Linked DNA regions of Homo sapiens: region 2 is linked to region 1. The links are chromatin loops, found by intact Hi-C in ENCODE. Cell type or tissue: A673. All regions are shown on one strand. Each heading gives the region's core, and the rest is flanking DNA. Links, peaks and the distances in the headings are about the cores only. Region 1 has its middle 110 kb from the start of SLC35F3. Region 2 overlaps MAP3K21 (mitogen-activated protein kinase kinase kinase 21).

Region 1 (2,766 bases), core at 1-2,500:
TTTTTGAGACAGAGTCTCGCTCTGTCACCAGGCTGGAGTGCTGTGGCACGATCTGGGCTCACTGCAATCTCTGCCTCCCAGGTAAAAGTGATTCTCCTGCCTCAGCCTCTTGAGTAGCTGGGATTACAGGCAAGCGCCACCATGCCTAGCTAATTTTTATATTTTTGTAGAGACGGGGTTTCACCATGTTGGCCAGATGGTTTCGATCTCCTAACCTTGTGATCCACCCGCCTTGGCCTCCCAAAGTGCTGGGATTACAGGTTTGAGCCACTGCGCCTGGCCCTTACGTCCAATTTCTAAAAACTGCTTTTGTTGTTGTTATTATTGGTTGGAGTGTTTTTGTTTGTTTGTTTTTGTTTGTTTGTTTTGCTTGATTTTAAGAAATGCATTTTGGTTATCTGGTCACATATCCCAATGCATTTGACCAATTACATGACTCGAGTCCTTAGAAAGTATCTTAAAAGACTGACCCCTGCACAAGACATTTAAGGAAGGACTTAGAACATAAGGAAATGTGGCTGTTGTCAAGGCAGTGTGAGCACTGCGCAAACTCTGACAAAGGACATGCCACTCGGCCAGTCATCTGTTTCAGAAAATGGCTTGGGGAAGAGTTTATGTATTTACAAATCTCTGCTGAGTAATAAAAGGAGCAAGCGGTGCACAGTATATGGAGCTGAATAAATAACACTGAAGCGAGGAGGGCAGAGCCCATAAAGTGTGCCACCTTATGTCACGGGAGCCACTGCTGGCTTTGCTAATTTATGATTGTTCGTGAAGCATCAAGGACACATGGCTGGGCTGCCTTGGAGGCAATGTGGATTCTGCAGCATCTGGTATGTGGAGGGAGAGACACAAAACATCAAAAGCCTTATGCAGAACTTTAGTGCCAGGTTGGACAGAACACACATTTCAACATCTCCATTCACACGTGATGTGCATTCACTTTGTTTGAATGCTGAAAATTACCACTTACTTCTGCCTTGTTGCACTTAGTTCAAAAGCACGTGACATAAGCATGTTATATTATCCTCTATTCTGGATCAATGACCAACTCAGACCCAAGGGCATAAATTAGAATTTTGCATTCCCATTTATATTATGTTCAAATTGTGACCTCTATTTTTAAAAAGTGAAATAATTTTAAAAAAAATCCAAGAAAGTTGAACTCCAAATTTGACTGTTTTTACTGTTAAATGACATGGTATGGTTTTCCTACCATTGACTCTGAAATCTTAAATAACTGGCCATTTAAAGCATGTCCATCCTTACTCACTAGGATGCGGAATAGCTGTCATCCCCTATGGCATTATCTGAACATCTGTGTTATGCTCCTGCAGTGCCACTAGAGGGAGCACAAGTTAGCTAACATACCCTGTTCTCAGCACTTGGCATCTTCGAAGATGCTCACAATTTGACTGGGGAGGACATAGCATGCATCCATCTTGGCACCTGTTCTGCAAAAATACTGAGTGAACTGGAAAAGAACTAGGTCACAGGACTCGAAGGACATCACTCTCCATCGGAGTGCCCTTCATTCCTGGAAATTCCAGGGCACATCAAGAGCTGACAGCAAGATGATACAGGGCTGTATCATCCGGTTAAGGAGTTTTAGGGCAGAGCATCCAGAGACACACAGGCCTCAAGAAGGGCAATGTGTCCAATTACCCTTTCCTGGGGTGGGGGTGGGGGTATGGATTCTGATGTGGAATCCAGCAAGCACCTTTGGAGAGAAGCGTAGTAGAGAAAGGGAGGTGTGAATGTATGTGTGTGTGTAGAGCAGGACACAAACTCTCTGATTGATGCGGTTCTTTCTGATGTCTCTTGTCAGATCAGCAACCAGGAAACATCTCCTGAAGTCTAACAACCGGAAAGAGTTTTCCAGTGAGAGCAGCAGCAGGGAAGCCTTTTGTTTGTTTGTTTTTAAACAATAGGTTCCTAGGAAATACCATCTACACTAATTTGGTGAAATTGATAAGTAATTTTTTTCTCCCAGGAAGAAAATAGAATGTCCAGGTTATGTTATCACTTTCTCGTCTATTTTCTACTAAGGAGGATCCCTCTTTTTTTATACTCAAATTAGACTGCAGAGTATGTTAGAATTCCCTAAAAGGATCTTGATGGTTTAAAAAAGGAGCCCAGAAAGTCCATTTTAGGGGCAGTACCTCTTTGGGAAGGCATTTTTTCGTTTAGCCATCACTTACAAAGTGCAGACTATATGCCAGTTGGATAAGACGCTCTTCAGGGGCAGGCAGACAGATAATTCAGTGTCTGGTATGTGGGAGCCACTCAGTAAGTGTTTGTTAAATGAATGAATGAGTGAACAAATGAATGAATGTCCTGATAGAAGAAAGTACAGACTGCTGAGGAATCATGAAAGAGAGATACATAACTTTTGCTGGGGTAGGAGGCACTGTGACTCTTGGGGGAAGCTAAGGCCTGAGCTGAGTCCTGAAGGCTGACTGCAAGGTGGGGATCAGGGGAGATGGGGGTGGTCGGAAGAGGTGGGGTGGGGAATTCTCGGCAAAGGGAGCAGTGTATCCATAGTGCTGAGATGTGAGGGAAAAAGTACCTTGAGGAAATCACAGGTAACTTAGGATAATGGGGACAGAGAGTTGAGCAAAAGATTACAGAGGTCTTCAGTAGCAGAATGAACTTCTAGGTAAGTTTGACATTGGATAGCATTCATAATAGTAATAGCAAACCACAGACTCAGTACTGGAGGCTTTATGCATATTAAAGCCTCACAAACCTCACAAAATTGAGATG
Region 2 (3,032 bases), core at 234-2,733, 430 kb after region 1:
TCATTCCTCCTACCTAGCTGTACTTTGGTATCCATTAACTAACCTCTCTGCAACCTCCCCTCCCCTCAAGCCCTTCCCACCCCAATAACCACAATTCTACTCTCTATTTCCACGGACTCCAATTTTTTTCGCTCCCACATATATGTGAGAACATGCAGTATTTATTTTCTTGTGCCTGACTTACTTCACTTAACATAATGTCATCCAGGCTCATCCACGTTGCCACAAAAGATAGAATTTTATTCTTTTTTATGGCTGAATAGTGTTCCATCAGGTAAACACACCACATTGTCTTAATTCATTCATCCATTGATGGACACTTAGATTGATTCCTTATCTTTGTCATTGTGAATAGTGTTGCCATAAACATGGGATTGCAGACATCCCTTTGATATACAGATTTTCTTTCCTTTGAGTAAACACCTGGTAGTGGAATTCCTGGATCATACAGCAGTTCTATTTTTAGTTTTTTTTTTGAGAGACCTCCATACTGTTTTCCACAATGGCTGTACTAACTTACACTTCCATTAGCTATAGATAGCCATAAGATTTAAAATGATCAGCAATAATTCTCAAAGACAAAATTACAAGAGAATGTGTGTAAGAGTTCCCTTTTCTCCACATCCTCACCAACATTTACTATTTTTCGTCTCTTTGATAACAGCCATTCTAACTAAGGTGAGCTAGCTCACTGTGATTTTCATTAGCATTTCCCTGAGGATTAGCGATGCTAAGCATTTTTTCATATGCTTGCTGGCCATTTTTATGTCTTCTTTTGAGAAATGTCTATTCAGTTCCTTTGTCCAATTTTAAATCAAATTATTTGTGTTTTTGCCATTGAGTTATTCGAGTTCTGTGTATATTCTGTGCTAGTCCCTTGTCAGATGAATAGTTGACTAATATCTTCTCCCATTCTACAGGTGGTCTCTTCACTCTGTTGATTGTTTCCTTTGCTGTGCAGAAGCTTTTCGGTTCAATATAGTCCCAATTGTCTATTTTTGTTTTTTGTTGCCTGAGCTTTTGAAGTCTTAAGTCATAAAATTTTTGCCTAGGCCCATGTCCTGAATTGTTTCCCCTATTAAACAATACTAACTTAAAGAATTTTCTAGCAGATAATATTGAATGCAACTAACTCCCTGGATTTTAAGTTACACATGCTTGCTTTCTCTTCTATACTAAGCGGAATTCTCCAAGAAAAAAATAATTATTTTTATAGTTATCATTTCCCTTTTTGGATGTCTGTCCCATTCTAGGATATTGTACAAGTAAATATGCGTGCATGTGTGTGAGTTTAGGGTTGGAGCATTCTAATAGAAATTTCCATATTGGTACCAGTATTATTAATATTAAGATGATAATGTAGTGCCATCTTGTGGGCAGAAGAGGTAACTGTCATGCTAAAAATTCCAGAAACCAAATTTCATTCCTTGGTGATGGGTCAGGATTATAGCAGTAGATTTCTTGGTTATGTTTTAACTGGAATCTTTCATTAAGTGCCAAAAAGTAAATAAATGTGTAACTAAAATTTCTCCTCTCTTCTCAGGAAAAGAAAAGCTGTATAATACAATACAGGAATTAAAAAAACAACTCAGGTAAAAATAGTCAAATAATATTCAGTCTGCTTTGAATAAACTCAGGGTATTAGCCAAGGAACATTTGAGAAGAAAAGCAAGACTGAAAATCTGACCTCAGGAATGCTAAGATTTTGATTTAATCATTTTACCACTGAAGAGGAAAGAATCATTGGAACGATTTTCATTTTTTATCCCAAATTTACTTCCCTTTCCATCAGCTTCTTAATCCTTTCCACCTTCCCCAAAGTTTCCCAAGGGAAACAATAAATATTAATTTGGATAACACAATCAAATCACAGCTAGAAGAAAACTGACATAACTGAAAAATGGAGAAGAAAACTCACATCTAGTGCACCTCTGGATTTTTCTTTCCTCTATGTGTGAAGGCAGAAGCCTCATCATAAATAAATAGTCTATTCTCTATGGCTGACTGACACGTAAGACAGACCAGTCAGTGACCCTGCAAGCAACACTCCAGCTAAGGAAAACATCAGAAGAGAGCCTGGAAAAGGACCTTCCCCCAACACCCAACCCCAGAGAGGTTGAAGGTAAAAGTGATAAGGATCCACAGTCTATTCTCACCCCATCAAACCAAATAATCAATAACATATACTGGACTCTCATGATGACCACCTCATACTAGCACTTTTCTTTCTTTTTTTCTCTTTTTTTTTTGAGACAGAGTCTCATTCTGTTGCCCAGGCTGGAGTGCAATGGCACAATTTCGGCTCACTGCAACTTCCAGCTCCCGGGTTCAAGAGATTCCCCCGCCTCAGCCTCCCAAGTAGCTGGGATTACAGGCACCCGCCCCCGTGCCCAGCTAATTTTTTTTTTTTTGTATTTTAGTAGAGACAAGGTTTCATCATGTTGCCCAGTCTGGTCTCAAACTCCAGATCTCAGGCAACCCGTCCACTTCAGCCTCCCAAAGTGCTAGGATTACAGGCGTGAGCCACCATGCCCAGCCTTCTTTCTTTCTTTTTTTTTTTGAGACAGAGTTTCGCTCTTGTCACCCAGGCTGGAGTGCAATGGTGTGATCTCGGGTCACTGCAACCTCCACCTCCCAGGTTCAAGTGATTCTCCCGCCTCAGCCTCCCGAGTAGCTGGGATTACAGGCACCTGCCACCATGCCCGGCTACTTTTTGTATTTTTCATAGAGACGGAGGGGGTTTCACCATGTTGGCCAGGGTAGTCTTGAACTCCTGACCTCAGGTGATCCACCCACCTCAGCTAACCAAAGTGCCGCGATTACAGGCATGAGCCACTGCACCCAGATGTCATACTAGCAATTTTTTGATCAACTGAGGACATCTGCAATAACCTAAATTAGTCACAGGATTCTGCAAGCTTTCCAGTGTTTCATAATACATATTTTATAAGGCAATTTATACACACTCGACATAAAACAAAACTGTCACTGTTGCACTTTAAATCAAATTACCATGCCATTAACAAACATCT

What was found. Peaks named below come from ENCODE experiments on the same cell type or tissue, not always from the same donor. Only the 100,000 strongest peaks of a DNase experiment are listed, where the experiment ranks them.
Region 2: it touches region 1 in a loop (3-fold over the local background); 4 of 110 quality-filtered maps call a loop at or near these places.

Annotation. Positions count from the first base shown.
Region 1 is chr1:233,789,867-233,792,632 of GRCh38, reverse strand. No RefSeq gene overlaps it. Among named protein-coding and RNA genes, the nearest start is that of SLC35F3, 110 kb to the left of the region's middle. In A673, for the core only: a CTCF peak has its summit at 1,339 (motif pointing right); a DNase peak (open chromatin) is centred at 1,342.
Region 2 is chr1:233,363,231-233,366,262 of GRCh38, reverse strand. All of the region lies in intron 5 of MAP3K21 (mitogen-activated protein kinase kinase kinase 21), which reads right to left. Among named protein-coding and RNA genes, the nearest start is that of MAP3K21, 37 kb to the right of the region's middle. In A673, for the core only: CTCF peaks have their summits at 1,374 (motif pointing left) and 1,381 (motif pointing left); no DNase peak of the experiment used is centred there.